Linked DNA regions of Homo sapiens: regions 1 and 2 are each linked to region 3. The links are chromatin loops, found by intact Hi-C in ENCODE. Cell type or tissue: sigmoid colon. All regions are shown on one strand. Links, peaks and the distances in the headings refer to the core of each region. The heading gives the core; the rest is flanking DNA.

Region 1 (10,741 bases), core at 2,348-7,347, 57 kb before region 3:
ACCCAGGTGTGGTGGAGAACACTTGTAATCCCAGCCCTATGGGAGGCTGAGCCAGGTGGATTGCTTGAACTTGGGAGATGGAGGTTGCAGGGAGCCAAGATCATGCCACTGCACTCCAACCTGGGCAACAGAGCAGGACTGTACCTCAAAAACAAAAACAAAAACCTCTTCTCATTGTCATCCTCACGTGTTCTTTTTGCCCCATATAAAATAATCAAAAGCAGGATAGCTCTCAGCAGACTAATTTCCATGTAATGATATGTACATCTCAACAATGCATGCATTCTTTGATTATAAAAGAATAAGCATTATTGATTCTGGAATTGATTGATAAAAGGAAGGGTAGGTCTTCAAACCAACAAATTGGCCAATGGATAAAAGTGCAAACTGCCAAGCGGAGAAAGGTGGGCACCAGCCATATTTTCTTTTGAATCTTTACTTTGATTTATGGAATGAGGGTGTTCTTTCCCTTAAAGAGATGTGCAGCTCCGTAGAGCAGATAGGAAAGATATTTTCCATGTGTAGGCAGGTTCCTTTCCTACAGAACTTGTGTAGGCAGGTTCCTTTCCTACAGAATCCCATGTGGACCCACTCTTACCTAAGGCCAGTCCTGGGCATAGGGCAGGAGCTAAAGCCAGGAAGCTGGTGTCTTGCCTTTGCCAGACCAGGTGGCCTGTGAGAGGTTCCATTCGATTCTGTTCAGTTCTTCATGGCAACAACTCCTTATCATGTTACTTATGCTGAGCCTTGGGGATCCAAAAATAAATTAGATGTGGCTCCTGTTCTCAAGGGCAGTGTCTTAGTCTGTTTGGGTTGCTGTAACAGAATACCATAAATTGAGTGGCTTATTAACAGCAGAAATGTACTATTCACACACACACTCTGGTGGCTGAAAGTGCAAGATCAAGGCGCTGGTGGATGTGGTGTCTGGTGAGGGCCGACTTTCTCTTTCATAGATGGCACCTTCTCACTGTGTCCTCGAATGGCGAAGGGGCACAGGAGCTCCCTGGAGCCTCTTTTATAAGGGCATTAATCCCATTCATGAGGTGTCCACACTCATGACCTAAACACCTCTCAAAGACCCCACCTCCTAATACTATCACATGGATGATTAGGTTTCAACACATGAGTTTCGGTGGGGGACCACATACATTCAGACCATAGCAGGCAGTACAAAGGAGGAGGAGATTAGAAGATGAGGTCATGATACAAAGGATGAATAATGCTATAATAGACTATGACCCTGGACAAGTGGCTTAACTTCTCTGCGCCTCAGTATCCTCATCTGTGAACTGAGGATAAGGTAGTACCTCCTCCACAGGGTTGTTTTAAGGGTCAAATGAGATTAAACACGTGCCCAACACGACCATTGCTCAGTACATGATTTTGCTGTATAAACTGTACTGATGATGGCAAGACCCTGGTGATGATGATGATGATGATGAGGGCACCCTAGATGTGTTGGAACTATCAAGAAGGGGCACTCAACACAGCCCGGGAATTCAGGGGTGCCTTCTTGGAGGAGGTCATGCCCAAGCTGAGTCTTAGAGGATAAACAGTTTGAGAGAGGATATGGTAAAAAAAAAAAGAAAAAGAAAAAGAAAAACGAGAATGTGTTGCAGACCAGGCACAGTCCAAGAACGTCCCAGAGCCTTGAGACAGCGTAGCCCTCCAGGAGCCGGGCTGTGGGGCACGGAGTGGTGGGGCACTGGAGGGGGGCCTTGTCTACCAGATTGATGAGCTGCAATCTCGTCCTGTGACAGGGAATCACTGAAGGGATTTTGTTAAATGCCTTTGAAGTAAAATCATCAGGACGCGGTGTTTGATTGGTTACGGTTGAAGGAAAGAGGAGCCAGTGACACTGGAAACAAGAAGAAATTGGGTATGGCAGAAGAGGGCCACTCATTCTGTTTTGACCTGGCTGACTTGGAGATCTTGGCCTCTCCAAGATCTTGGATTCGACTTGGCCTGTGGAGCTGTCTTAAGCGAATGTCTGGCAAGCAGTTGGCACACCCAGCTGAGGCTCGGGAAGGGTGTGTGAGTGATGCCAGGACTGTGAGAGAGGAATGCCAGGCACAGCGAGGAGGGGTCATCTCAGAGCAGCAGCACCCAGGGGGCAAGCAGAGGGAAAGGGGAGGACAAGGAGGACAAGGACCAGAAGGAGCCTGGTATTTGTTTGTTTGTGTGCTGCCATAACAAAGTATCACAGACCGGGGGCTTCAACAACAGACATTTTCTCTCACAGTTCTGGAGGCTGGGAGTCCAAGATCAAAGGGTGGGCAGGGCTGGTTCCTCCCGAAGCCTCTCTGTTGGCTCACAGATGGCCACCTTCCTGCTGTGTCCTCACACACTCACTCGGGATGTGCTTCGGGGAATGGTGCTTGTAGGGAGGGAGGCTCTGGTAATATTCTCTTTCTTGATTCGGGTCTGGTGTCCCAGGTGTGCCTACTTTGTGACAATTCATCAAGGTGTACTCAGGGTTGGTAGTTTTTCTGTATATATATTACACTTCTCTCTCTGTCTCTCTCTCTCTCCCTATATATATATATGTATATATATATATTTTGAGACAGAGTCTCACTCTGTCACTCAGGCTGGAATGCAGTGGTGCAATCTAGGCACACTGAAACCTCCACCTCCCGGGTTCAAGTGATTCTCATGCCTCAGCCTCCTGAGTAGCTGGGATTACAGGCACGCGCCAGCACACCCAGCTAATTTTTGTATTTTTAGTAGAGATGGGGTTTCGCCATGTTGGCCAGGATGGTCTCAATCTCCTGTGTGTTGTCTATGTCCAAATTTCCTCTTCTTATGAGGACACCAATTCTACTGGATTAGGGGCCACTCTGATAGCCTCACCCTAACTTAATCACCTCTGTAAGGAGCCTATCTCCAAATACAGTCACATTCTGAGACGCTAGAGGTTAGGACTTCAACAGTGAATTTTGGGGGGACATAATTCAGCCTATAACAGGCCTGCTGGACTTGGCATTGGGAAGTCATTGATGGGCTCGATACAAACAAGGGGAGAGAAGAGGAAAGGAGCCGGCTGCAGGCCTGGAGGGAGTGAAAGGAGCCGGCTGCAGGCCTGGAGGGAGTGAAAGGAGCCAGCTGCAGGCCTGGAGGGAGTGGGGGGGACATGGGGCAGCCCAGGAGCTGACCGTGGGCAGGAGCTGGATGGAGAAGGAGTCTCCAGGCTCAGGAGGGACTTGAGCAGGGCACAGGCTGAGGGAAGCGTGGAATGAGGGAGGGAAGGGATGAAAGGTAGGGTCACAGAGCCACTGGCCGAGCATGCGTGTCCACCTGGGGTCCAGGTTGGCCCACATCAAGCACACTGAGTTAAATCTCCAGGAGAGCATGGAGCCTGCCCAGAGACTGTGTCAAACCCTGATGCATCCTGACTGTCACTCCCTCAGGAATAGTGACCAAGGGAAGAACTGTTCACCCTGGAACACCAGAGCTTGTGTCACTGTGGCTTCATGGAACAGAAATGTCAAATCTGTGGATTCAGCTGATAATTCTCTCGTTAGCCACAAGATATTTTCTAAATTAAAAAAACAATTTTTTGCACTTACGTGAGGTTCCTAGAGTAGTGAATTTCACAGAGACAAACGGGGGTTGCCAGGGGACGGGGAGAGGAGGAGTGAGAAGTGAGTGTTTAATGGGACAGAATTTCAGTTTGGGACGATGGAAAGGACCTGGAGATGGATAGTGGCGACGGCTGCACAGCAGTGTGAAGGCACTTAACACTGTTGAAATGCACACTGAAAAATGGTTAAGATGGTACACGGTGGGAGGCCAAGGTGGGTGGATTGCTTGAGCCCAGGAGTTCAAGCCAGCCTGGGCAACATGCTGAAACCCCGTATCTACTAAAAACACAAAACATTTTTGGGCATGGTGGCGTGCACCTGTAGTCCCAGCTACTCAGGAAACGGAGGTGGAAGGATTGCTTGAGCTGAGATAGTGCCACTGCACTTCAGCTGGGCCAACAGAGGAAGACTTTCTCAAAAAAATAAAAATAAATATAGTTAAGATGGTACATTTTCCGCTGTATTTTACCACAATTTAAATAAATAAATTGTTAGGCCAGGTGTGGTGGCTCATGCCTGTAATCCCAGCACTCTGGGAGGCCGAGGTGGGTGGATCACTTGAGGTCAGGAGTTCAAGACCAGCCTGGCCAACACAGTGAAACCCCGTCTCTACTAAAAATACAAAAAGTTAGCTGGATGTGGTGATGCACACCTATAATCCCAGCTACTCGGAGGCTGAGGCAGGAGAATTGCTTGAACCCGGGAGGTGGAGGTTGCAGAGAGCTGAGATCACACCACTGCACTCCAGCCTGGGTGACAGAGCGAGACTCTGTCTCAAATAAATAAATAATGGGTAAATAAATTGTTTTAAAGAAAGATTTCTATGGAGTTAGTTTTCCCCCTTGACATGCATTTTTTGAATATTTGAGACAAAATATCCCTAATGGTCTTGATCAGCAAAGCTGTTTTTTAAAAAGTGTCAGAAGAGTTGCTCGGAACAGTCCATGAAGTACAAATAACTTGACCTTTCCAACGGGCGAAAAGAGAGTTAGGAAGTTGGTACTCAGTGAGGCGATCTTGTCAACAAACAGTTCGACTGAACTGACATTGACTGGGCACCCACTGTGCGCCAGGCGTGGTAGGGAGGGAGATTTGTCTGTCTGATGACTTGGTTGTTTCTCGTGCTCTGCTTTTTGATGATCGGCATCTTGCTTTCGAGGTGGATAGCCGAGTGTCGAGCAGTGCTGTGATGTGGGGTGCTCCCTGCTCTCCCATTTCTATGGCCTGGTCTTTTCCCAGAAGCAGCTGGGATGCTCCATCTTGCCCTCCCTTCGGTCCCTTTGTGTCTTGGGTGTCCTTCCAAAGTGGGGAGGCAGATCCGAGTCCTTCCCATGTCCTCACCTCAGAGGCCCAAGTGCCTTCCAAGTGTGAAGACTTAAAAAAAAAAACAAACCTACCATGGAGGGTGGTGGGGGAGGATTGGAATTCCAGAAAATTCTGAATGAAAACAGCAGTTGCAAAACGGAATGGCTTTGCAAACTGCAGCCGATTATTCAGTGACTGTCTTGGGCTTTGGCCGGACCACTCGAAAATCTGCCGCTGAAGGATCCAGGGAGAGTGGCAGAAAGCACAGGGAAGCTGGAACCGAGGGGCTGGACCCAGCTCTCCAGGAGGCCCCAGCTCCCAGCCCACCAGCTCCCAGCCTCAGGCCCTGTTTGGCTGTGACTGAGGAAGCTCAAGCCCCAAAGCCAGCATAAAGCAAGCGTTGGGGCAGCTCCGGTTTCAGCCGGACTTGCCTGTGTGTAATCCTGGGGCTGGGTAATCTGATGCCCCAAACTCAGAGCCGGTTCTGGCTCTTGGCTCCGGTGGCCTGGGGAGCTGAGGCTACTTTTCAGGGACACCAGAAATGTCTGTATTCTTTCTCAGATGGGTCGGCAGACTGTTCTGGGTGCCAGGTCTTTGATGAAATGGATTTGGATACAAATCAAATATTTAAATTGGTGTTTTCCCTCTTTGGAAGGACCATTCCAGCTGGACCTGTGGACTTGTTTTTACATAAGATTTGGACTCCTTTAAATGTGCATTTTTTTTTCCATCTTGAATACGCCTGGGGCAGACAGTGGCTGTATTTGGAAGCCCCGAGGCTGCTGGTCTGGCTGAGACAGGGAGCAGGCACCTCAGCTAACCCTCTTGGCCGAAAGTGCACTTGTTAGAAAACCAATTCATGTGCCTGCTGGCTCCCCATGGTTATATATTATTTAATCACGCAGGTCTTGGGTTTATGCCAAGCAGCAACTTGCTGTCTGCCATCTTTCAGGGAAGAATAAGCAAGGCAAATTCATTCAGTTCTGTCTCTTTTTCAGCTTCCTGGGCTAAATGAAGGCAAGAAAGTGTTTATGAACATCCCAAAGTGCTGTGAAATATCCATCTTGGTGAAAATAGACACCCTGCTTCCTTTTGAAAAATAGCATTTTGTGAAAGGAATTTTTACCCATACATTTAGCTCAGATATTTCTAGATATTTCAAAGGGCCTCTCTTCTTCCCTTTACTTTAGACAGAGAGAGAGAGACTAAAGATATGTGAAATTCCTTTAGCCACAAGCTTGTTTGGGACCTGGCCTGGGGCACGAGTCTTCATCCTGGCTGGTGACGGCTGACACCAGGGCATACAGTGGCAGTTATCAGAGAATTTCCAGGGAGGTGCAAAAACTCGGTACCTTTACTCCTACAGAGCCCACAAAGCCCTGTGCACAAAGCCCCCCTGCATCTTGGAAGGAGCAGGTGGGACATTTTGTTTTGGGGATGGGGTCCGGGACGAGCTGTGAGCTCCTCTCTGTCCCGCCATCCAGGTGGTCTTGGAAGGAGCAGGTGGGACATTTTCTTCTGGGGATGGGGTCCAGGACGAGCTGTGAGCTCCTCTCTGTCCCGCCATCCAGGTGGTTCCACTGTTGCCCTGCTGAGAGCTGGAGGCCCCATTCCCCCTCCGAGCCCAGCCTGCCAGCCCCTTCACACGCCTTTAATCTGGCGCCTTCCTCCTAGCACGCACCTTTCTTTTTCTAAAAATAAAAATAAAAGTTTTATTTTATTTCAATAGTTTTTTGGGGAACCAGTGGTTTTCAGTTACATGGATAAGTTCTTTAGTGGTGATTTCTGAGATTTTGGTGAACCCATCACCCAAGCAGTGTGCACTGAACACAATATGTGGTCTTTTATTCCTCATCCCCCTCCCACCCTTCCTCCCTGGACTCCCCCTGGAGTCCATTACATCATTCTTAGGCCTTTTCGTCCACATGATTTAGTTCCCACTTGTAAGTGAGAACATATGATATTTGGCTTTCCATTCCTGAGTTAGTTCACTTAGAATAATAACCTCCGGTTCCATCCAAGTTGCTGCAAAGGCCATTATTTCATTTAGTTTTACATTTGAGTAGTATTCCACGTTGTAAATATACCACATTTTCTTTATTCATTCATTGGCTGATGGGCATTTAGGTTGGTTCTGTGTTTTTGCAGTTGTGAATTGTGCTGCTATAAACATGTGTGTGCAAGTGTCTTTTTTGTATAATGACTTCTTTTCCTTTGGGTAGACACCCAGGAATGGGATTGCTGGATTGAATGGTAGTTCTACTTTTACTTCTTTAAGGACTCTCCACACTGTTTTCCACAGTGGTTGTACTAGTTTACAGTTTCACCAGCAGCGTAAAAGTGTTCCCTTTTCACCACATCCATGCCAACATCTATTGTTTTTGAATTTTTTAATTATGGCCATTCTTGCAGAGTAAGGTGGTATCTCATTGTGGTTTTAATTTGCATTTCCCTGATAATTAGTGATGTTGAGCATTTTTTCTTTTTTCTTTTATTTATTTATTTATTTATTTTTTGAGACGGAGTCTCGCTCTGTCGCCCAGGCTAGAGTGCAGTGGCAAGATCTCGGCTCGCTGCAAGCTCCGCCTCCTGGGTTCACGCCATTCTCCTGCCTCAGCCTCCCGAGTAGCTGGGACTACAGGCGCCCGCCAATGTTGAGCATTTTTTCATATGTTCGTTGGCTATTTGTATATCTTCTTTTGAGAATTGTCTCTTCACGTCCTTTGCCCACTTTTTGATGGGATTATTTGTTTTTCTTTTGCTGATTTGTTTGAGTTCCTTGTAGATTCTGGATATTTATCCTTTGACAGATACATCATTTGAGAATATTTTCTCCCCACTCTGTGTGGGTTGTCTGTTTACTGTGCTGATTACTTCTTTTGCTGTGCAGAAGCCTTTTAGTTTAATTAGGTCCCATTTATTTATTTTTGTTTTTGTTGCATTTGTTTTTGGGTTTTTAGTCATGAATTCTTTTCTTAATCCAATGTCTAGAAGAGCCTTTCCAATATGATCTTCTAGAATTTTTATGTCTTCAGGTCTTAGATTTAAGTGTTTGATCCATCTTGAGTTGATTTTTGTATAAGGTGAGAGATGAGGATCCTGTTTCATTCTTCTACATGTGGCTTGCCAGTTTTCTCAGCACCATTTATTGAATAGAGTATCCTTTCTCCACTTTATGTTTTTGTATGCTTTGTCAAAGATCAGTTGACTGTAAGTATTTGGCTTTATTTCTGTGTTCTCTATTCTGTTTCATTGGTTTATCTGCCTATTTTTATTCCAGTACCATGCTGTTTTGGTGATTATAGTCTTGTAGTATAATTTGAAGTCAGCTAATGTGATCCCTCTGGCTTTCTTCCTTTTGCTTGGTGTTGCTTTGGCTATGTGTACTTTTTTTGGTTCCATATGAATTGTGGGATTGTTTTTTCTAGTTCTGTGAAGAATGATGATAGTATTTTGATGGGAATTGCATTGAATCTATAATTGCTTTGGGCAGTATGGTCATCTTCACAATATTGATTCTACCCATCCATGAGCATGGGATGTGTTTCCATTTGATTGTGTCATCTATGATTTCTTTCAGTAGTGCCTTGTAGTTTTCCTAGTAGAGATCTTTCACCTCCTTGGTTAAGTATTTTCCTAAGTATTTTATTATTATTATTTTAATTTTTTGCAGCTGTTGTAAAAGGGATTGAGTTCTTGATTGAGTCTCAGCTTGGTCATTGTTGGTGTATAGCAGAGCTACTGATTTGTGTACATGAATTTTGTATCGTGAAACTTTACTGAATTCATTTATCAGATCTAGGAGTTTTTTGGAAGAGTCTTTAGGGTGTTCTAGGTATACGATCATATCATCAGGAAGCAGTGACAGTTTGACTTCCTCTTTTCCAAGTTGGATGCCCTTTATTTATTTCTCTTGTCTGATTGCCCTGGGTAGGACTTCCAGTACTATGTTGAGTAGAAGTGGTGAAAGTGGGCATTTTTGTCTTGTTCCAACTCTCAGGGAGAATCAAGCACACACCTTTCTCCTTCCCTCTTTCCACCCTTTGTGCAGTCTGGCGGGAGTCGTGTTTTCCTACAGCGACTCTTTCTGTGTCATTTATTGCCAGGAATACATATTCCCAGAATCCCCTTTATTTACTCTGTCATTTGAGTGTCACCTGCATGGTGTCCAGGCTAGAGACCAGCCTCTTCTATGTCCGCAGTTTAAAGTTTCTGTCTTGGCACAGCCAAGCACACATCAGATGCTGGGTCAGACTCCTCAGAGCAATATCCAGGAGTCAGGGGACACAAGCGCTTCTATGCCTGTTGTTCCAGTGAGGAAGCCTTGACTTAAAACTATGGTTGTGGGAATTGAAAACTAACGAGAAGCTCAATGCACAGACTTGCTAAAAAGAGAGAGCACTGGTGTCCCTACCTCATGGGGTCCTTGGGAGAACTAAATAAGGAAACTCACACAGTTGCTTAGCGCTCCCTGGCACACGGTAAACTGTTGATACTTTAATCTCCTTGAACTGCAGGCATCCCTCAGAATTCAGTCCTTGGAGATCATATGTGGATCTACACAGTGTACAGAAGAAAAGTGCAAGAAGACTGCACAGCATCTAAAAGCTAAGCTTCTCCAGCTTGGGTGAATTCTGGGATCAGCAGATTCTCCCTTTAGGATCTGGGGGCTGCCACCCAGAATCTAGAATCAGGGCTGACAGTCACTGCTCGACCTCTCTCTCTCTCTCTCTCTCTCTCTCTCTGTCTCTCTCTCTCTCTCTCTCACACACACACACACACACACACATATGGGGAGGCCCAGGGGGCTACAGTGTCCAGAGTCAGCCCCTCCTGGAAATCCACAGCCCACCAGGTCTGTGTCAAGGCTTTGAAATCACATCCGAGTGTTTTGATTGAGAGCAAGTATGCTGCATGGAAAATGATTTCTTTGTAATCATTCAGTAGAAAAACGAAACTGTCTCCTAAATAAAATGTCAAACATCCTAAAGTGCCTGGGAGCGTAGTAGTGACATCAGCTTCAGAGTTTATTATTTCATCAATGGAGCCAGACTTGGTGCAAAAAGGCAAGGACACTTTATCAGAAAAGGAATTTTTTGGGGAAAAAAAATAAAACCTTTTGTTTTATGAGACCAGCATTACTCTTATAGCAAAGCAGCTGAGGACACTACAAGAAAAGAAAATTAAAGGCCAATATCCCTAATGAACATAGATGTAAAGGTCCTCAACAAAATACTAGCAAGCTACTCTTACACCAAAGTCCTACAGACTGCTGCTCATGCTGCCACCATGTCTTTAGTGATCCTTGAGAAGTTCCAGCACATTTTGTGAGTATTCAGTGGGTGACAGAAAATAGCCTTTGCCATCACTGCCATTAAGGGTGTGGGTTGAAGATATGCTCATGTGGTGTTGAGGAAAGCATATATTGACCTCACCAAAAGGTCAGGAAAACTCACTGAGGATGTGGTGGAGCATATCATCACCATTATGCAGAATCCATGCCAGTACAAGATCCCAGACTGGTTCTTGAACAGACAGGAGGATGTCGACGATGGAAAATATAGCCAGGTCCTGACCAATGGTCTGGAGAAACTGAACAAGATTTGGGTCAATAAAGGACCGCACCAATTCTGGGACTTTTGTGTCCAAGGTCAGCACACCAAGACCACCGGCCACCAGGGCCATACCATCGGTATGTCCAAGAAGAAATACGTCTGTAGGCCTTGTCTGTTAATTAATAGTTTGTATACCTAAAAAAATACTAGCAACTAGAATTCAACAGCACAGTAAAAGAACCATTCACCATGATCAAGTGGGATTTATCCTTGGAATGCAAGGATGGCTCAACA
Region 2 (10,741 bases), core at 3,279-8,278, 680 kb before region 3:
GCCAGTGGGCAGAACTTGTCGGCTGGTGGGTTAGTTAACAGGCAGCAAGAGACTGCGTATCAACGCCAGGTGTGCACTTTGTAGCACAGACAGCCCTTTCATCCAGATTTAAGGGAGGAAAATCCTGGTAGCATTTTACTGGAAACACTTTAGAGGCTGAGGCCTTTGTGATTTCATCAGCTAGGGCTCCCACAGGCCCCAGAGGGCCTTTTAATTATTGGGAGGGGCCTCCAGGGTGCCTCAGTCTCTTCCTACAGGTGCATGGGGTGCTGATTTTAACACACACGATGTGCCTATTTCTTCAGCAGGACTCAGTGTGAACTGAGCCACCACCTGGCTCTCTTGCTTTCAGTGGCTCTCACCGCGGCCTGAAGCCCCCTGTGCCGGGACAGTTACAGTTGTCTCTGGATTCTGGCAGCTCTGTGCTCCCATTCTGCACCCATGAATTAGCTTTGCTCACTCCTGCTACAGTTCAGTTTGGCTCAATAATCACTTAGTGAGCTCCTTCCAGATGCAGACCCAGGGTGGGTGCTAGGGTACAGGATGACTGAGTCATGGTCCTGCCCTCAAGGGGCTTGCGTGTAGAGTGGAAGACATAAGGAGACAGAATTGTGAAAAGAGGCAGCAAATGCAAAAAGAGCCACAGGGGCTGGGAATCAGGTACAGGGCCCAGGCTGTGGTTCCAGGAAAGACTTCCCAGAGATGATGCCTGAGCTGCATCTCAAAGCTCCTGCAGCTCTAAATTTGGCTGCTCTTTCTCCCTAGACGTTCCAAGGCTCACAGGAGCGAGATCCCAACAAGGGTCAGCCATGCTTCTGGAAGCCCCTGCTCCTGGCTGCCAACTCTGCATCATAAGGTATCATAAGGACTTTCATGATGGGGAACACGTTGTTTCCAACATCCTCCGGATCTCACTTCAAGCCCGGCATGTGCTACCAGGAGCCACAGAAACAAAAGACCCGGGTTCAAGTTACAGCTCCAGTTCCTACTAGCTGAGTGACCATGGCAATTTAGTCAGCCTCTGTCTGCATGAATTTCCCCATGTATAAAGTGAGATCATTGACAGCCTTCTCAGAACATGGTCACGAGGATAAAATGGGTAATGTTTGTACAGCTCATAGCCCCGAGGCTGGTGCCTGGTGTGCAGTAACCACCATCTTCCCATCTTCCTCTTCCTCCGTGGGGGCAGCAGTTTTCCAGCTGTGCTTCACGGAAACCACAATTGCATCTGGTTTACTTGCTGGCAATCACAGGGTATCTGCAAAAGAAACTAGGCTTCCACATGTTAGTGAAAGTAGTAGAATTTTCATCTTTTAAGCATCTGTGGAGACATTATTTATGAATCCAATTTCTGTTTTTATTCTATCTGCAAATTACATTCTTATCATCATCCTGTAGAGGCAAATTTATTCCCAAACATAATCACAGATTACCAAAAATAAAAAAGTATAAGTATTGTCATCCATGGATAGGGAGTTTATTACATTTGCCTTACAATGACCCAGATAAATGTAATGAGAATGAGAGAGAGGGGACAGAGGATATTATGTCTCCCAAACCTCTGTCTCAGCTACTACTACTTTGATACTTATTTATATCAGCCTCACCTTAACATCTCTCAGGTGAAATGCTTTCTAAAACCCTGGCTCTATGATTCAAAAATATAAAAACACTCTAGATATTCCAGCTCTAGGTTACTCACAGAAAACTAATTCACTGAAAGTCAATTCATCTAAGGATCTATTTCCATAATGACCAATTCATCAAATTTTCCAACTTATAAAATATATATTCCTTTCAGCTGCTTATGAAGCTTATAGCAATTCATTCAGATGCGTAGACAGGGCCCAGGAGAGCCATGGGAAGTCAGGACTGCAGGGATCTGGGTCCCTCAAATCCTCCTTTGCTTTTCAGAGTCCTCCTCTGTCTGCCTACAGAACCAATTATCCCCCAATTTAATGGCTTAAAAGAACAACAAGTATTTATTATCTCCCATAATTTCTGTGGGTCAGGAGTTCAGGGGCAGATTAGCTGGATGGTTCTGGCTTGGAGTCTCTTGTAAGGTCACAATTAAGGTGATTTGTCATTTGAGACTGGAGCTGGAACATCTACCCCCTAGATGGCTACTCACCGGCTGTGGGCAGGAGGCCTTGGCTTCTTGCCATGTGCTCCTCTCCCTAGAACTGCTTCCGTGTCCTCCCAACATGGCGTCTTGCTATCCCAGTGTAAGTGATCCAAGAGAGAGGAAGGGGGAAACTGCTATGTTATTTCTGCATTGTCCTCTTGGTTACACAAATCATTCCTATCCAGCATGGAAGAGGATGACACAAGGAAGGGGAGACCCAAAGGTAGAACTCACTGGAGGCTGGTGACCAAACTGCCCCTCTTTGACCCTCAGACTACTCCTCCTCTGTCTCTTAGTCTTCCCTTCCCTCTGCCATTCCCAATCTATTGCTAGAAATTTTATAAAAAACTAAAACAAACTTTTTTGGGGGGTAAATCAGTCAATTCAGTAAAACTGGAGAAAGGGTTTTTAAAAAGCTAAAATGTAGGCAAGACAGAAAATGGCTTTACCAAGGACTAGAAAGAAATTAGTTAAAAATTAAAAACTTCCCTTGCCAAGCATTGAAATATTGCACAAGGCGAATATATTTATTTTATTATTTTATTTTATTATTATTTTTTGAGAACGAGTCTTGCTTTGTCACCCAGGCTGGGGTGCAGTAGAGCGATCTCTGCTCACTGCAACCTCTGCTTCCTGGGTTCAAGCGATTCTCCTGTCTCAGCCTCCTGAGTAGCTGAGACTACAGGCGCGTGCCACCATGCCTGGCTAATTTTTGTGTCTCCGTGCCCAGCCTGACAAATATATATAAATTCACCAAGTATGGCCAGAAAGCCTCTCCCTTCAAACAGGCTTTTTGTAAGTAGGTGGAGTGGGTATCCCCAGAACGTATCCTTTCACAAGTGGGCTTTCAGAGAACTGGCCTGCTGCATAAAATCCTCCACTTTTGGCTGTGAAACCTATGTTGGCTGCCACTTACCTTTTTCAGGCTCCTGTCGGGGAATGTGGGGGTTCTTGTGCGCACCACCTCTCCAGCCAGGCTTCAGCTCCCTACGTCCCTAATCCTCAGATCTGCTGCCTCAGGTGCCCTTGGTGAAGCAGTCTGCACTGGTGGGTTCCACTGATAATGTCAAAGCTGCTTCCACTCCTTCAGCAACTCTATTACATAGGCATCAGATGATCCTTCTTCCCACAGAGGCTGGAGAGGCTGTGGGACCTGTCACACAGGCCACACAACAAAAAGGACAGAGTGAGGATTCAAACCTCACTGTGTCTGATTCCAATCACATCTGGCCATCTCATCCCCTCTGCTTCTGACTGTGAGTGGCAGCGTTGCCTCCTCAAACCTTCAGTCACCTGTTGCACCTCAGCCATGGAATTCCAGACACTCCATCCCCTGAGAGGGGCTGCATTATTCCCAGTGGGGGCTCCTGGTGGGCCTGTCTTGGAGAGACCCTTCCCTACCTTCCTCACTGTGCCTGCAGTCCCCAGGCTTGTGACTGCCTGTCTAAATGTAGTTATCAGGGGCGCCCTGGAGCCCTCAGGGGCCAGCCAATGGCCAGAGAGCGACAAAGAGCACATTCCTCCCCTGAGCCAGGAAGGCTTCCTCGAGGTTGCACATGAGCATGGGCTGATTGCTGCTGTCTGAAGAGGACAGAGAATGAATCATTTCAAAGAACTTTCAAGCCACCAGAGAGAAAAAAGAAAGAAAATCCTTTTCAATTTGCTCTCTTTCCTCCCTCTCCTTATTTTACCTGTCTTTCTCTCTTCACCTCTCTTTCTACCTTTCTTCCTCTGGTTCTCTGTCTTGCCATCTCGCAGTCTCCTGCATGTCTCTCTGTCTGGCTCTGTCTCTTTTGCTGTTTCTCCTGTGTCTCTGTCCCTCATGTCTAGGTTTTCCTTTGAGGTCGGGGATTACGCTGACTCTCCCTCTGGGTCCCTGACTCATTGTCTGGAATCAGGGACCACCAACAGGTGATAGCTGGAGAAAGGAGAGGTCACAGGAGTGACAGAAAACTGTCCAGAGTTGTTTCGGGGGGCAGACCCACTTCAGCCATCAGTAGAATTGGGTGACATCCTTGGATTTGTGCGCCATCGCTGGGCTGACACTTAGGGTCATCTGGAGCGGAGAGAAGGGACTGTGAGCATGATGCTGAAAGGCTGGAGGAACTCACCTGCCATCTTACCTGTTTTGCAGAAAACCATAAGCACTGGCTCTGATTTTCTAGCAGGCTTTGTTGCCCTACGGAATGGGATAGGGCTTGACTCATGCCACTGCTGGGTGGCATGTATGGCCATGGTTGTGGGTAGGTGGCAACCCAGTGACCACTCTTTGTTTACAGCATGGAGAAATGGGCAGAGGAAACCCAGATGTCCCAGGGGCATGTCTCAGGCGGCCGGTGCCACTGCCCAGGGCTCTGTAGCCATGAGGCGCTGGGAGCACTTGCCCCGTGCTCCTTTTGAACATTGCTTATGGAGGGGTGCAGCCCCTTGGGTGTCCTTGGAAAGCACAGGCGTATCACGGAGCAAATGAGAGCAGCTAGATGAAACCAGCGCCCATGCCTCGGTGACAAATCATGAGCACTACATTTTTATGAAAAATAGATCATTTAAAAATATTTTTCCTACTCGTGAAGCCTTATTTTTTCCTGCAAAGTACAAGTGTCTTTTCTATAATACCCTGACAGTGTATTTTAAGTTACAGCAAGTATTTTGAATAAGGCAGTCATCAAATTTCCACTCTGGAGGTTATTTCTAGAAGTTGTCCCCTGCTTTTATAAAGATAGCTCATTTCTTCTTGAAGTGACTCTGACTCTTTTTCATTTCTCTCTTTCTCTCTTTTAAAAGGCAGCACAACTGGCTAGCTCATTATGCCTATTTCTGCACAATTAGGAAGGGCCCAGCACACTTTCACTTCAGAGTGATGTATTTCGTGGTGATGACTGATACTGGGGTTGACCAGAGAGCAGAGAGAGATGAAGTGCTGTGAGAAATCTCAGCAGAGGAGGAAGTGATCTGTCGAAGACGAGATGGAATTAGCCGAACGTTACTTTCAAACTCAGTGGCCTGGGATCCATCATGGGGCCAAAGCTGGCTCAGGCCAAAACAGTAGAGCAGCACATTTTGTTCTGAGTCTTGCCAGCCGCCTTCCCCACCACAGCCTCCAATTTTGGCATTCCTTGCTTGCTTTATTCCTGAAGAGATATTGAATAGCTACCGTTTATATATTGTTAGGGCTTTACAAAGTTGTTTTTGTTTTGTTTTTCGTTTTTTGATACGGAGCCTCGCTCTGTCACCCAGGCTGGAGTGCAGTGGCACGATCTCAGCTCACTGCAAGCTCCGCCTCCCAAGTTCATGCCATTCTCCTGCCTCAGCCTCTCCCGAGTAGCTGGGACTATAGGCATGCACCACCGTGCCTGGCTAATTTTTTTGTATTTTTAGTGGAGACAGAGTTTCACCATGTTAGCCAGGGTGGTCTCGATCTCCTGACCTCATGATCCGCCTGCCTCGACCTCCCAAAGTGCTGGGATTACAGGCGTGAGCCACCATGCCCGGCCTAAAAAGTATTTTTTAAAAATAAGGTGCTGGTCCTTATATTGTGATGTTATAAAATGCCTCTGCCGAGGTCTGTTCTTAGAGAAACACAGGGCTCTTTGCTGTGGATATCTTCTATTTGAGTGGAAGGACAGGTCGACATGCGGCGGTAAAGGAAAGCCTCACCTTTTACTGCATGGTAGCAGGAACACATGATCAAACCCTCTACGTTCTTGGAGGGAGGAGGCCCAGGCGTCAGCCCCCGTGTTGGTATTGAATTCAATGTTCCCATGTGATGAGTCCATTGAGAGGAGAAAGTTAATTTAACTCGACCGGACTGTACGTCAATGCCATTAGGAAAACCACACTGCAAGAGTGAATGAGGCATCACGCCAACCCCGGGGAGTTGTCCAGACAAGGAGATAAAGCTTATGCATGGGGAAGATACAAGATATACAATAGTAGGTGCCATAAGTAAGGCTCAGAGGGCTGTGGGGGCTTAGAGCAAAGGCAGAGGACAAGGGGAAGGATTTAAGGAGGAGGCGGTTTTTGCCTTGAGAACTCCATAGCATTCAATGGCCAGAGAGACAGGTTATGAATAACCTTGAACACCAGACTATGGAATTTGACTCTATCTAACAGTGTAAGAGAAGGGATGCCAAATGCACTGTTGATGCGCCACAACTATCCTATCCCTGTACCTAACCACCTCCTACACAAAGCCAAGAAACACCAGTGATCCATTGTGGCCCTTCTTCGTGGCCTGACTATGGCCTCAGAATCCAGATGTTCCTCAGTATATAAAAGCAAAAGGACCAAGTATCTTGCAGTAGCCACAGAGGTGCCTGCCTGCAAGCAAACCTTTTGCAGAGATCACAGCTGATTGAAACCTCCGGGAAGCTGCACCTCTGGATCCATCAGGGTGTTCGCACCTGGCCGCACTTCTGCCAGCTGCCTCCGGCCAACACTGAGCCTGGCAGTGGTGCTAGAAGTGGGCCATTCTTGCCCTCTGGGTGATTCCCTTTATGGGCAGCTTTGGCTCAAGGACTTGCCATCTGTCTGCCTAGGACTCGCTCAGGACTGCCATGAGATCTGGGGCTCTTCCTGTCCAATGCTCCTTCCCTCTCAGCTTCTCCTGCTCCCACCTCCTTAGGCTTCACAGGTGGCTATCCCCTAGAATCTCTTGCACTTTGAATTTTATTTCAGTATCTGCTTCTTGGAGGACACATGCCCATTACCAATTAATTGTGTCACATTTAAGTCTAAAACTTTTGCTGTTCCTCTTCTTGAAAATGGGAAACCATGGACATTTGGGAGGCAGGGGGTGAAATGCTTAGTCTGTCCCTCAGCAGTGTGAGCAAAACGCATTTGACTAGAGTCAGGGAGGCAAATTAGGGTTACTGCTGTAATTCAGGCTGTGCACACCTGGACAAGGGTGGTGGCAGCGGGACTGGAAAAGAGGAGTGGCCACAAGTGACATAGCCACATCTGCCTCATCTGACTGCCATCTCTCCAATCAGCATGGAAAAAAATGATAAACAATGGGTTTTTTTAAGGAAAGAACACTGACGTAGAGGTCAGGAAGCCTGGGCTCAGCTCCAGCACTAACCAGCCGTGCACCCCAGGAAATGACAGCAGCTCTCTGAACTCAGCTTCCAACACCTGGAAATGGACAGGGAGGGGTGGGATGAGGTGATCTGGCAATTCACTAGTGTTCTCACATGCAGCCCTCCCCTTTTAACGTAACACAACATTTGCCATTTTAGTCATTTTTAGGGGTACAGTTTAGTGGCATTAGGAAAATTACACTGTAAGAGTGAATGAGGCATCACCCAACCCTCAGGAGCTGTCCAGAGAAGGAGGTGGAGTTTGTGCATGGGGAAGATACAAGACATACAATAGTAAGTGGTATTGGATGCCACAGTATCCACTAGATGGATGTTATGCACCCATCACCAACATCCATCTTCAGGACTTTTTCATCTCCCCAAACGAAAACTCTGTCCGCATGAAACACCAACTCCCCATTTCCCCTCCTTCCCCAGCAGCTCCTGGCCCTTCTCATGCTACTTTCCGTTGTTATGATTTTGACTACTCTAGTACTGCATGTACGTGGAATCACACAGTATCTGTCCTTTTGTGTCTGGCTGATTTCACTGAGCATAATGTTCCTCCATGTTGCAGTGTGTCAGAATTTCCTTCCTTTTCAAGGCTCAATAATATTTCATTGTGTAGATGACCACATTCTGTTTATCCATTCATCACTAAGAGACACTTGGATTTCTTCCACCATTTGGCTGTTGGGAATAATGCTGCCATTAACACGGGGGTGTAAATATCTCTTCCAGATCCCGTGTTTGATTCTTTGGGGTGTATACCCAGAAGTGGGATTGTTGGGTCACACGGTAGCTTGCTGTTGTCTAAGCAGCGCTTTCCCAAACTTCCCAACAGAGCAGCCACACAGCCACTGTAAATGAGTGCAGGAACTAGTAACCGTCCAGTAGTGGCCAACATATCACGCTCTATTTTACGAATTCACCCAGATTCAGCATTCTGCATCACATCATATCCTTGTTTGTTTATAAAAGTGTTGCTTTATACTACATTCCAGTGTAAGGAACACTTTGCTCTGCAGAGTCCAAAAAGCCCTGCTTCTCCTGTGGCTTCCCCGGGCTGGGCTGTGATGGCAGTGCCCAGCTGGACGAGCACCCAGAACAGGGTTGCAGTTAAGATCCCGTCCAGCTCTGACACTCTCTGACTTAAAGCAACACCCCTCCCAGTGGCTTCTTCATTTTCAACAAAAGTGAAGTGAGCTCAGGACTCTTGCTGCCGAGCCAGGAGGCGTGAGTCACTAGCCATGGGAATTTCAGGCATCTGCGTGTGTGCGATGGCGGCTGGAAATGGAGAGGGAGCATTTCTAGAGCTGAAATGTCGCAGAGGCACAGCCCCCAGTGGGTCTGGCACAAAAGCAGCGTTATATCGAGAGGCCTGGCAGCGCTGCCTGGGCTTGTTTCCCAGCTCTTGCAGCTCTCGGGGGGTTCTAGAAGATCGTCCAGACTATGACTCATTCCTGTGTTACTGTAATAGAGAAAGAAGTAGGTGGCAGTGTGACATGGATTTCACGGAGAATTAGTGAGAAATCTGTGTCCACTCAAGCACATTTTATGTTGTCTGAATGTGAGGATTCTCCTTTGGGCTGTTTATGGGCAGGGTGGGAGAGAGATCGCAGAGGTGCAGTCATGGGCTTCCAGAGGCTTTTTACAATTCTGTAGTGGCCATGCTGGGAAGACGCCCTGAGAAGACACTGCGACTGTCCATGTGACAGCTGCGGGAGTGAAAGCCATTGGAAATTCCTCCAAACCCATTGAGCCAAGGCTGCCACTGCCATGTCCCATCCAGGTGAGGCTTTGGCCAGAGCTGGCTATGGACTGGTTTGCATTTCCCTGCTTTTGATTTCCCTGACAGTCTACGGTGGAAATGCCCATGGGGAGTGAGGAGATGGAAGAGAACACAAAGGCAGACAGGAAAGGCTGAGAAGGTTCTCCCATTGGACACATAGTCCTCAGATGCATGAACTGTCCCTTGAGAGAGAGGAGTGGGACTGTAGGTCTAAATTCACATCACTGTAAATTCCATTTGTATCTTCACGGGATGTGACGAGGACCATAATGTCAACGCTCTTGAGACGTCTGCCCACAGGTGCCCTCGTGCTGAAGCTTTCCCTCCCAGCTCCCATTTCAGGAATGAAGTGTTTCTTCCCCTAGCTGCAGCAGATGTCACCAGTGGACAGTCTTCAGTGGACAGCTCTCTTCTGGAAATACCCTAGCTGAAGGGAGCCAGTCTAAGCTGCACAGCTCTTCCTGATGCAGACTATACACCAGCCATGATGCCGAAGTCAACTTGCAAGTGGAGAGAGAAGGAATTCAGACCAGAAATGGACTAGGGTTCACAGCTGAAAAATACCAGTAGTGGCCATGAGGTAGGTTGTGTGAGCCACAGACCTGAGAGACACCGTGGGCAGCAGCAGGAGAGGCGGTGGTGACAGAGGCCAGCACCCCAGGCCCCTGGTCTGCAAACACCTCCAGTGAAGCCAGGGCAGAGTGGTGACCAGGCGCCATCCTCCTCCACTGTCATGACAGCAGGTGAGACCTGGAATGTGTGTGCAACCCCACAGGGAGCCAGGATCAGGAACACTTGAATTCATTAAAGTAAAGTAACCCCAAACTGACAGAGAAGCCTTGAACTGAAAGAGAAATTACTTAATTGCCTGAGAAATAGCTAAATTTATTTTTGCACACCTGAGGCTTGTGAACAATCTGAACTTCATACCTGCTCCACAGTGTTTGCAGTTTAATCACTTCTTTCCTGCTTTTCATTACAACGGCAGGGGGAACAGAATAGGGTGCCAGGACAAGGCCCACAGACACAGCTCAGTAAGCTCTCCAGCTCTCCAACAAAATCCTACCTGCGAGGGTGTGGCAGCCATGGAAATGCCTTGCTCAAATCTCTCTGCAAGAGAAGCTTCTGTGGAGAACACTGCTGACTACAGCCTCCAGCTGCTAAGCCTTGGATCCATCATGGCGGCCAAGCCAGGTCCCACCTCCCCAGGCTACCCAGAGAGGGTGCCAAAGCCAGGACTCTGGAGGATTCCTCTTCCTGGCAGCTTTGGCCCAGGGACTCCCAGTGGCCCAACTGGGACTCTCAGGGCTTCTGTGACATCTGAGGCTCCTCCTGACCATCCTTCTTCCCTCTCTGCCCTCACAGGGGTCAGACCCGCACTTCAGTCTGAGGGTCCTCCCTGCCTTCCTATGCTCCCTCCCCTTTGTCACCAAATGTCTCCTCCAATAAACCTCTGGCATGTCTACTCTAGTCCTAGCATCTGCTTTTCAGAGCACCTAAACTGACAAGGGAGAAGGAAGATGTTCCCTGGAAAGCACTCAGCATAAAAAAAACAAGAGATGGCCTGAGGATCTTGACTCGGGAATAGGCTTTGCTAGAGAGAGGCAGGGATCAGAGCGTAGTATGCCATCTTGTGTTTGAAGCCAGCGTTGGCCCAGCTCCCTGGACTCCTGTTTGGGTTCTGAAGTCAGAGGATGTGACAAAAACGTTCATCAAACTTTGCGACATGCTAGGGGGTGCCTCTCC
Region 3 (10,741 bases), core at 2,495-7,494:
GGAAGGTGACACTAGGCAAGGATGGGCCATATTGGGGTTCCATGTTTATATGGGTAACATTGCACTAAGACTTGTGTTTTCATAAACAACAGTCAGTGAGGATTTTGCTGCCACCCAATTTTTATAGAAGAGCAGAAGCACTCCTGCCTTCATGTTGTGGAAGATAGAGAAGGTGGGTGTGGGATCTAAGGACAGCAATCCTGACTTCACCTTCTTCCCCAAGGGCGGGGTCAGAAGCCCAGATCTTCCTGTTCTGATCTCAGTCTTGGAGGTAAATCAGGTACCTCGGGCTTTTCTTCTGAAGAAACATCCACACAATGCCAAACAAACTGGGGGACATCGAGCGATTTGGCCTACAAGAGTTGCAGAATAACCGAAGAGGGGGTTGGCTCTCGGTCTCTGCTTTATTCCACGGCTTTGTTTCCACTCACTTGTAACTGAGGATTGGCGGTTTCAGACCCCGCACAAAAGTCTTTGTGAGTTTTCTCAGCCGCAGACACTTGGGCCTCTTTGTTTTGGATGGCAATGTCACACCGAATGCAAATTCGAGGAGGTTCTTTGCTGAATGCAGGACAGGAGGCCTGTGCAGGAGACAATGGGAGTGAAGAGGGAAACCTGCCGGCGTACAGACAGTTAAGGCAGCCAGGAAGCCGCGCGCTCCGTGGAAAACCTCTGTTGAAAGCCCCTTCAGTAGTTTAAAGTCTAAAGAGTAGCTGCTGCTACTTTTGATTTCTTCCTTAAAGAGGATCAATTAGAGCCCTCCGATCGCGTCCCCAAAGGTCCTGGTCTGTGCCTGCTGAGTCAGGAGAGGCCGACAGCGCTCCCTCCTGCGACCGAGGCACTTCTCCTTAATTGGTTTGAAAAATTGCAGCTGGATCCCGACAGCCGCTGCTCCCGGGGTGGGTGCGGAGGGAGGGAGCGAGGAGGGAGGGGGACAGCTTAGCCTCCCGCCTCCCAGAGCCTCTCCTGAGGCTCCCACCCAGCGCCTTTCTTTCCTTCCTCCCTTCGTTTATTTCTGGGACCCCTCCCCACAAACTTTCTTTAAAGCCTGGTCACGTGAGGTCTCCTCTGAGGTTTTGCTCTCTGCGGGTCTGGACGGAGTTTCTGGAGGCAGCACTTCCCGAGTCGCTAGAGAGTCACTTTCCTGGTCTCTGCCCCGCCGGAGCAGGTGACTCTGCTGTTTCTGCCTTTGTTAGCCCATGTCTTGTTTTCTCTCCAGCATTCATTCTGTGCCCTGGTGTCCCGGAGCGCTGAGCCTGCCCTGGTGACTCCATAGGCTTCCTGGGGAAGGCAGAGCCACTGCCATGTGTCCATGGGTCCCCGGGAGAGGCAGTGGACAGCAACTCCTGGCTTCTGGCCTGGAGAAGAAGGAGCTGCGTTTGGCTTAGCCTGGGTTTCCTCCTCTATAAATGAAGGGGGCTGTATTAAATTAATCTGTTCTCAGATCCCCTTTTCTTTTTATATATTTATTTTTATTTTGTTTTGTTTTGTTTTGTTTTGTTTTACTTTCTGAGATGGAGTCTCACTCTGTCACCCAGGCTGGAGTGCAGTGGCGCTATCTCAGCTCACTGCAACCTCCACCTCCTGGGTTCAAGTGATTCTCCTGCCTCAGCCTCCGAGTAGCTGGGATTACAGGCGCCTGCCACCATGCCTGGCTAATTTTTGTATTTGTATTTTTATTTATTTATTTTACTATTATTATTATTTTGAGATGGAGTCTCACTCTGTTGCCCAGGCTGGAGTGCAGTGGCACAATCCTGGCTCACTGCAACCTCTGCCTCCTGGGTTCAAGCGATTCTCTTGCCTCAGCCTCCTGAGTAGCTGGGATTACAGGTGCTTGCCACCACGCCTGCCTAATTTTTTATAATTTTTGATAGAGTCAGTGTTTCCCCATGTTGGCCAGGCTGGTCTTGAACTCCTGACCTCAAGTGATCTGTCCACCTTGGCCTCCCAGAGTGCTGAGATTACAGACGTGAGCCAACGCACCTGGCCTAATTTTTGTATTTTTAGTAGAGACGGAGTTTCCCCATGTTGGCCAGGCTGGTCTTGAACTCCTGACCTCAGGTGATCCACTGACTCGGCCTCCCAAAGTGCTGAGATTACAGGTGTGAGCCACCACATCAGCTCAGATCCCTTTTTCTTTCTGCTGATAAAAATTCTGTTCAAACAAAACTGCCAGGAAACACACCCACAGAGCCCTGGAACTCAGCGCCACTCCTTGGTTCCCAGCTCTGACAGGTCCCCAGCAGCACAAAGCTGCCCAGGGCACAGCTGGAAAGCCAGCCAGGCTGGGTGCTCCCCAAGGCCCTCTCAGCTCTCACCTTCAGGGGTCTTGTGCCATGGAGTTTTCAGGAGGGGCCCTGGAGACAACAGGACCGGTGGCACCGCAGCCTTTCCCTTTCAGGGTGCTTAAGTGCCCCGGGCTGGTGGAGGGCTGGGCACAGGAGAGAGGCAAGTGGCAACAGCGTTTATGCTACGGAGGACTGTAGCCCCACTGTACCCTAAAGCGAGCTGGGGGAAACAGACGGGTGTTCCCAGCCCCATCTCCAACTCCCCTCCCCCATCCCCCAGAGACGGGGTTGAAGAGGAAGGCCAGATGAAGCTTTGGCCATTTTTTTCTCAGTGCAATGGAAAGTTATGGAAAGATTTTACATACAGGGTTCAGCATGATACAACTTACACATTTAAAAGATTTACATGTTTAAAAAAACTAGACTAGGCTGGGTGCAGTGGCTCACGCCTATAATCCCAGCACTTTGGGAGGCCGAGGCAGGCGGATCACTTGGGTTCAGGAGTTCGAGACCAGCCTGCCCAACATGGGGAAACCTCATCTCTACTAATAATACAAAAATTAGCCGGGTGTGGTGCTGCGCGCCTATAGTCCCAGCTAGTCGGGAGGCTGAGACGGGAGAATTGCTTGACCCGGGAGGCAGAGGTTGCAGTGAGCCGAGATCACACCACTGCACTCTAGCCTGGGAGACAGAGTGAGACTCTTTGTCTCAATAAATGAATGAATGAATGAATGAATGAATAGCCTGGGAGACAGAGTGAGACTCTGTCTCAATAAATGAATGAATGAATGAATGAATGAATAAATAAATAAATTTGACTAAAAGGTTGGAGAGTGGGTTGAGAGGATAAGTCTGGAGGCAGGAAAAACTGAGGAATGTATTCACCAATCTTATGAAGAGATGAAGGCGTACCCAAGAGAAGTGAAACCATATGTCCACACAAACACTTGAGCAAGAGTTGCTATAGGTTGAAGGTGTGTGTCTCCCCCAAATTCCTATGTTGAAATCCTCACCCCCAAGGTGATGGTATTTGGAGGCGGGGCCTTCGTGAGGTGACTGGGTCATAAGAATGGAGCCCTCATGAATGGGATTACTGCCATATAAAAGAGGACCCAGAGCATTCATTGGCCCCTTCTGCCATATGAGGACATAGTGAGAAGGTGCCATTATGGGCCAGGAAACAAGTCCTCAGCACACACCAAATCTGCTGGTACCTTTTCTTGAACCTGCAGCCTCCAGAATGGTGAGAAATGAATTTCTGTTGTTTGTGAGCCACCCAGCTGTGGTATTTTCCTATAGCAGCCCAAATGGATTAACACAGGAATGCGCATAGTCACACTACTCATAATCCCCCCGAAGTGGACACAACCCTGATGTCCACGGGCAGACAAAAGCATACTGTTATGTACCCGTGAATGGATAAACAAAAGCACTATATCCATACAAGAGGATATTGTCCGGCCATAAGAAGGAATAAAGTGATGATACTGATGTGTGCTACAACATGGAAACCTTTCAACAAACTTGAAAACATGCTGATTGAAAGAAGCCAGTGACAAAAGACCACATATTGTTGGATTCCATTTACATGAAATGTCCAGAACAGAGACACCTATAGAGACAAAAAGGAGATTTGTGGTTGCCAGGGAGAGGGGAAGGGGAGATGAGGAGTGGCTGCTCATGGATATGGGGCTTCTTTTGGGGTGATGGCATGTTCTGGAATAAGATAGCAGTGATGGTTGCACAACTTTGTGAATACACTAAAAACTACTGAATTGTATGCTTTAAAAGGATGAATATTATGGCAGTGAATTATATCTCAATTTTTTTTAATGTATAAAGAAGACCAAGCATCACAGCTCATCTGTAGTCTGTGCTTTGGGAGGCCAAGGCAGTAGGATTATTTGAGGCCAGGAGTTCAAAAATCAGTCAGACCAACACAGACCCCACCTCTACAACAAATTTAAAAAATAGCTGGGCATGGTGGAGCATGCCTGTAGTCCCAGCTAGTCAGGAGGCCGAAGCGGGAGGACTTCTTGAGCCCAGGAGTGCAAGGCTGCAGTGAGCTATGATCGCACCACTGCACTCCAGCCTGGGCAACACAGCAAGATCCTATCTCTTAAAAAACATAAAAAGTAAAAAGAAGAGAGGGAAAGAGAGAAAAAGATGATGGAAGCCGAGACAAAGATAGTCATGGGGATGGATGAAGCAGGTTCTAGAACTTACCGAAAAAAAAAGGAATAGAGTGTGCCAACAGCTTAGATATAGAGTGTGAGAGAGAAGAGTGGAGGCTGGTTCTCAGGCTCCAGAAGCATAAGCCTGCATGGAGCATAGCGTCACTGAGCAAGACAGGTGTGGAGGATGAGAAGCGGGCCACAGGATGGGAAGGGAATCTGTGTGGAGGCGGTGCCCTAAACATGCTGCCTTGAGGAGGGACCTCTACATGGGGTGGCCGGGCACAGCCAGGTGAGTGGAACGAAGCCACAGTCAGGGGAATCCTCAGGCCGCCCTCCCGTCTGCTCCCCTGAGTGCTGGGCTCTGCAACTCCCTCCATCCCAGCTCGTTTCTTGCCTTCTTTACAGGGATGCTATCTCCTCTAGCAAGCACGCCTTCCCCACCTTCCCCACCCCAGGCTGGGCCCTGGGCTCATCTTTATCTTTGGGATGGCTACGTGGGATTGAAAGGAGTGCCTCCCAGTCTGTGTGCCCTGCTAGGACAGGGATCTATTTGGTTTTTGTTTGTTTGTTTGTTTTCAACTTCATAACCAGACCAAGTTCTGGTACATGGCAGGTATACGAGACATGGTTACTGAACTGGACTAACATTTTATTTAGAGTTGGTCCATTCTCTTAATTACCTATCTGACCCTCATTCTTAGGCTATGATGGCCAAAACCCCATGTGGCATTCCAGGTGTGGACCTGCCACAAGGCAGTTGTGTGCGGGAGAGATCGCAGCGTGGGGTTAACTGGGCTGCTTCCCAGTCTTGGTTCTGCCCTGAGCTCGTTGCTTCTCTTCAGCCGGGTGAACATAAATCTCTCTAGGACTTCGTTATAAAGTAAGGCCTGTGCCCTAGATGTCCCTGGAGACAGCGCCATCTGGTGGAACTTCCTGTAACGATCGAGATGTTCCGTCTGTGCCGTCCAACATGGGAGCCATGCAGGACACATGGTGACTGAGCACTGGGACTGTGTGCCGCGTGACCAAGAGCAGCTCAGCTCTAAAGTCTCCTCCAGCTTTATGATGTCACTTCCTGTATCTTCTCTACACATTCTTTCCTTCAGCCTGTTGTTTGTAAGTTTTTATGTAGGAAAGTAGAAAATTCAGAATATGTTTCATCAGGTTTTTGTTTGGCAAAGTGTCAACATGTTTATAACAGAGTTAAAGATAAAGGAAACCTTTTGGGTTATTTTGGAGAATTGAGGGCAAGACAAAAGGCTCCCTAACTGCAGGGAAAGGGGAGGCAAGTCATGAGCTCTGAGAAGGCCTGGCAGTGTCTGTGAACACATGAGATGTGCCTGTCACCCCAACTCTGCCAAGGCAGCGTGCAAACAGCCCCTGTTGCACCTCCACTTTCTGCCTGGAGGCCCGAGCAACCGAAGGCTGTCACATCAGCCCAGCTACTGGGAAATGCCAATTTGGAAGCCCAGGACTTACCGCCAAACCTACGGGCCAGTCCCCCGTACATGTAAAAGTACACCCACCCCAGCATGGACATGATATTTATAGGAGTGTTTCTCAACTGAGGGCAATTTTGCCCCCTGGGGACATTTGGTTGTCACAAATGAGGGAGGGGGTGCTAGTGGCATCTAGTGGGTGGAGGCCAGGGGTGCTGCTCAACCTCCCACAGCCCACAGGACAGCCCCCACAACGGAATTACCCAGCTGCCCCAAACCTCGGTAGTGCTGAGGTTGTGATACCCTGATTTATGGCAACATTCCCTCTGAAAACACAAAGCTCTATTACTTGGATCCCTGGAGCAGAAGTAACTTTTTAATAAACAAAATGGCTTATTTTCAGACAATTTCATCATCTGGTTCTCTTTATTAACTATGAATAAGGCCAGCAGTTCTTCTTGTTTCCTGTTATTTACATCATATACAATTTATTAATATCTCACTTAGGTAGAGTGCAAATGACATAGCCAATTAAGTGAAAAAAAGAATCATCACAACATTTTAAAAATTATATTGATCAATGGAAACACTCAATCTTATATGAGAGGCATATTTTTCTACTTTGTTCTTGCATAATTTCAACTTTCTTTTCCTACTTTCACAGGAAAAATATATATGCACATATTTGTATTCATTTTAAATGGGCTATACTTTGTAATTACCACTAGGCTGTAAAAATGCTAGTATTTATAAATGCAGTTAGATAATATTTACCAGACAATATCATCAAGTATTTAATATTTAGATTCAAGAGCTTCATACGTATTAATTAACTATGAGCGTCTTGCAAGGTAATATTTTCTAGTTTCATTGAGGGAAACCAAGGCGTAATAAGGGATAAGCGGTTCCCTCAAGGCTGTAAGAAGGAGCAAGTTCCAAATATTCCTATATTTCTATTTCTTGGGTCTGTGTATACAAACTAGCAAATAATTACTTTTTAGTTTTAATAGCTCAACTTTTTATTCACTGTTTTTTAAAACTGAGTTTCATTGAGGTATAATAACATATTAAAATTAAAAGATACAGTTTAATGAGTTATGACTATTGTTTTTAAACTTATTGTTTACAGCAAAATTTGTTAAATGTACAATAAAAATAGATTTCAGAGGCGCAGTTTGACTACACAGTATCTTAGTACATGGCAAAGACCACAGTTGTTCAGTAAGTCAATAAAATCTCAATAATTTTGTCACATTGGGAGAAAGTCCAGTGTGACTGAATAGGAAGAATTTTGAATTGAGAATGTCTGTAGTTTTATTATGAATTAGGAGTTAGGGTATCCTGCTAGGAAGTCACAGTACAACTGACTTTACTTTTGGATCTCGCTGTCTTCATCCGGACGGGGATGGAGACTGAAAGAGGATTAGACTAGAAGATCTCTCGGGTTCCTTGCAGCCCAAATGTGCTGTGGCTTCCAGTCCATGCTTTCAGAACAGTCACCCCGGCCACTCCCTCCTGGAATTCCTCCTCCCCGCCTCCCGTCCCTCCACACCCTCCTGCTTTCTCCTCCTCCTGCTGCTCTTCCTTGACCTCCTTCCCAGCCTCTTCTGAAATGTGGGAATTCCGCAGGCTTTACCCCGGCCCTCTGATCCTGGCACTGCCCACTCTTCATGGCGGTAGCAGCCCCCTGCCTGCTGGTAATGCCCAAGTCTGTGTCTCCGCCCCACCTTCCCCTCCCCCACTCCCGTGGCCCCCGGAAAACATCAGATGGCCTCAGGATATTTGTCCATGGGTGTCCAGAGGCACGTCCAAATCCCCACGCCCAGACAGACTCTTCTCCCTCCCACCCCACATACTGCTTCTCTCCCCGTTTTCCTTGTTTAGGTGAAAAGCACCAGCACTCATTTCAATCTCAGAATCACTCCCGGGGGTGTGTTCTTCCTGCCACACGGAATCTTTATGCTAGACATGAAACAACTAGGCTTAGGGAAGTGGAGGAGCATGTCTAAGCCACACAGCCCGCCAGGGGTGTCTGACTGCAAGGCTAGGGCCCTTGACCACTGCCCTACACCCCAGCATGTGCCCCAGCCGGGGACCCCGGGCGCTGTCCTCAATGCCTCCCCCTCACCACTCACCGCCGCCCCATTGCCAGGACCCGAGACTCACAGGGGTCTCAGGTCAGCTCCCCTGAGGACCTCTATCCCTGGCTCCGTTCACCCACCCTCATCCTCACCTGGATACATCCATCTCCTAACCAGTCTCCCGTCTTCCTCTCTTCAAGCCACACTTTTAAGTTGAGAAAAGGTGCTGTTCCTACAACACAGATCAAGCCACTCCCTTGCTTGAAACACTCCAGTGGCAGTCCACAGCTTCTGGGACAAGAGCCAGCCTGTCACTTGGCAGCAGCCTCTCCATCTTCGTCTCCAGCCTTACAGTCCGATCTCATTATTTCTAGATTCCATACCTGCAAATTCACCTCTTCACTAAAATGTGTTTGTAAACCAAATCAATACTTGTGGCTTCACAGTGATTCACAGACTTGTACAGAGCAGGGAAAAAATCTGAGTAGTCCAAGGCATCTGTTCCCGGCTGAGGTGAAGCAAGGTGACCCCTCTGCTTTCTTGTCCCAGCTCTCACACTAGAAACAAGTGGTCCTTCCTGCTGTCTATCCAGAGCCATGCTTTTGCATTTTTGTACTTTTGTTGGTGATTTTGCTGTTTAAAATGTCCCCAGGCACGGTGCTGAAGTGCTGTCTACTGTCTCTGAGTGCAGGAGGCTGCGATGTGCCTGTGGAGACAATACCTGTGCTGGATGAGGTGCCTTCAGCGTGAGTTGTAGTGCTGTTGGCAGTAAGTTCAGTGATACTGAATCAACAGCCAAATACATCGAGGCCATGGAAGAGGAAATTCACTTCTGCAGGCCCCTCTAGAAAGTGCTTCTATAGTAGGTTGTGAAACTACAGAAAAGAAGGGAAAGCAGCTAAATTTGTGGATTCGTGAGATGATGTCTGATACAGTTTGGATGTTTGTCCCATCCAAGTCTCATGTTGAAATGTGATCCCCAGTGTGGGAGATGGGGCCTGGTGGGCGGTGTTTGGGTTATGGAATCTGGTCCCTCATGAATGGCTTGGAGTCATCCTTGCAGTAATGAATGAGTTCTTGCTCTTCTGAGTTCCCATGAGAACTGATTGTTAAAAAGAGCCTGGCATCTCCTCCTCTCTCTCTTGCTTCCTCTCTCACCATGTGACTCGCCGGCTCCCCTGCGCCTTCTGCCATGAGCGGAAGCAGCCTGAACCCCTTAGCAGAAGCAGATGCTGGCACCATGCTTCCTGTACAGCCTGCAGAACCAAGAGCCAAATAAACGTTTCTTTATAAATTACCCAGCCTAGGTGTTCCTTTACAGCAATGCTTTTTTTTTTTTTTTTTCAAAAAGCGTGGTAGCAACATTGTTGTGAGTCTGAAAGCCAAAGAAGTTTACAGTCAGGAACATGTCAAGCCCTTCTCAGCTAGTGCTGACTGGCTCTCATGTTCCAGAAGGTGATACAATGTGAAAAAGGTTAAACCTGCAGGGCAGGCGAGGCGAGTTTTGCAGATCAGGAGGCTGTGGGAGAATTGTAAAAATACCCGCTGAGTGCTATACAAGAAAAGAGTTATGTGGAAGGGCAGGTTCTCAATGCTGATGAGACCTGCGTGTTCTACTAGGATGTTGATAAACAAACCTCTGTAACACAAATGGTGTTTCAGCTGATGAAAACGTTGTGACCAGACGCTCACAGAACCCAACCCATGCTTTCTCCAGGAGAAATAGCTCAGTATTTGCTAGTTCAGGGTTTGAAGAATGTTCGTAGAACATAACTACCTCGAATCACAAGAATTGGCTGTGCTTCCCACTACCCTTACCCTGGGGGGTCCAGTCCCATTGAACTCTCTGTAGTTGCCTGAAGATGCTTTTCCTGAGGTGCCCTCTCCTCTCCATCTAGTCACCCAGATCCATCCTTTAAGCCTCAGCCCCAGTGATGCCCAGGAAGTCTCTCTGGACCCTCCCCTAGGGCAGCTGAAAATCTTTTCTTCAGTGCCAGGTGACATGCCCTGCACACACCTCTGGCTCAGCGTGCATCGCAGCAGCGGGATCCGTCACACTCTCCTCCACCTCCCCCACCAGCTGCTTCAAGGCAAGGCTCTTTCTCCTTCCTTCCTTCCTTCCCTCCCTCCTTCCCCTCCCCTCCCCTCCTTTCCCTCCCTCCCCTCCCTTCCCCTCCTCCCCTCCCTCCCTCCCCTCCCCTCCCCTCCTTCCTTCCTTCCCTCCCTCCCTCCCCTCCCTTCCCCTCCTCCCCTCCCTCCCTCCCTCCCCTCCCCTCCCCTCTTTCCCTCCCTCCCTCCCCTCCCCTCCCCTCTTTCCCTCCCTCCCTCCCCTCCCCCCCTTCCCTTCCTTCCTTCCTTCCCCCCCCCACATATGTATGTATGTATATTAGTATATGTGTATGCATATAGACATATTTGGGGAGGTGGTGAAAAACAATACTTCAAGATATTTCTTATGTTGCACTTTTATTTCTAAATTAACCTACAGTATCATGCCTATTTAATTGATTTGATGTTGTGTTCTGGAATTTAGCACAGAGCCTGGCCCAAAGAAAGGACAATAAATATTTGCTGATAAAAAGCAAAAAGCTTAACAATTCTATTCATTTTACCTAACTGAAGTTCCTTGTGTCATGAATTTTTAATAAATAGTTTAAAATTAACATGTTAAGAGCATGTTCCCTTAAATATTTTAAGTAATTCCTCTGCCCCCTCTCTTTTTAATTTGAGCTATATCTATAATAAAATTTTGT

The links. Hi-C counts contacts between places; a loop is a spot of excess contacts. Peaks named below come from ENCODE experiments on the same cell type or tissue, not always from the same donor. Only the 100,000 strongest peaks of a DNase experiment are listed, where the experiment ranks them.
Region 1: a loop joins it to region 3, with 3 times the contacts of the local background. A loop is called at or near these places in 2 of 110 quality-filtered maps.
Region 2: it touches region 3 in a loop (3-fold over the local background); 2 of 110 quality-filtered maps call a loop at or near these places.

What each region holds. Positions count from the first base shown.
Region 1 is chr6:4,968,891-4,979,631 of GRCh38, forward strand. It overlaps the pseudogene RPS18P8. Among named protein-coding and RNA genes, the nearest start is that of LYRM4-AS1, 30 kb to the right of the region's middle. RefSeq lists enhancers at 2,688-3,214, 3,215-3,739. In sigmoid colon, for the core only: no CTCF peak of the experiment used is centred there; DNase peaks (open chromatin) are centred at 5,311 and 5,709.
Region 2 is chr6:4,343,592-4,354,332 of GRCh38, forward strand. It overlaps LOC101927888 (a long non-coding RNA gene), which reads right to left and starts at 3,571. Exons shown (of 4, transcript NR_187665.1): 1 at 3,419-3,571; 2 at 3,042-3,278; 3 at 2,132-2,215; 4 at 1-1,258. In sigmoid colon, for the core only: no CTCF peak of the experiment used is centred there; DNase peaks (open chromatin) are centred at 5,160 and 7,184; H3K27ac peaks cover 288 bases.
Region 3 is chr6:5,025,439-5,036,179 of GRCh38, forward strand. The region is part of intron 2 of LYRM4-AS1 (LYRM4 antisense RNA 1); the gene reads left to right. It overlaps LOC124901248 (a long non-coding RNA gene), which reads right to left and starts at 545. Exons shown (of 3, transcript XR_007059422.1): 1 at 432-545. It also overlaps a transcript of LYRM4 not described here. RefSeq lists an enhancer at 2,299-2,798 and a silencer at 5,360-5,520. In sigmoid colon, for the core only: a CTCF peak has its summit at 5,401 (motif pointing left); DNase peaks (open chromatin) are centred at 5,413 and 7,444; H3K4me3 peaks cover 253 bases.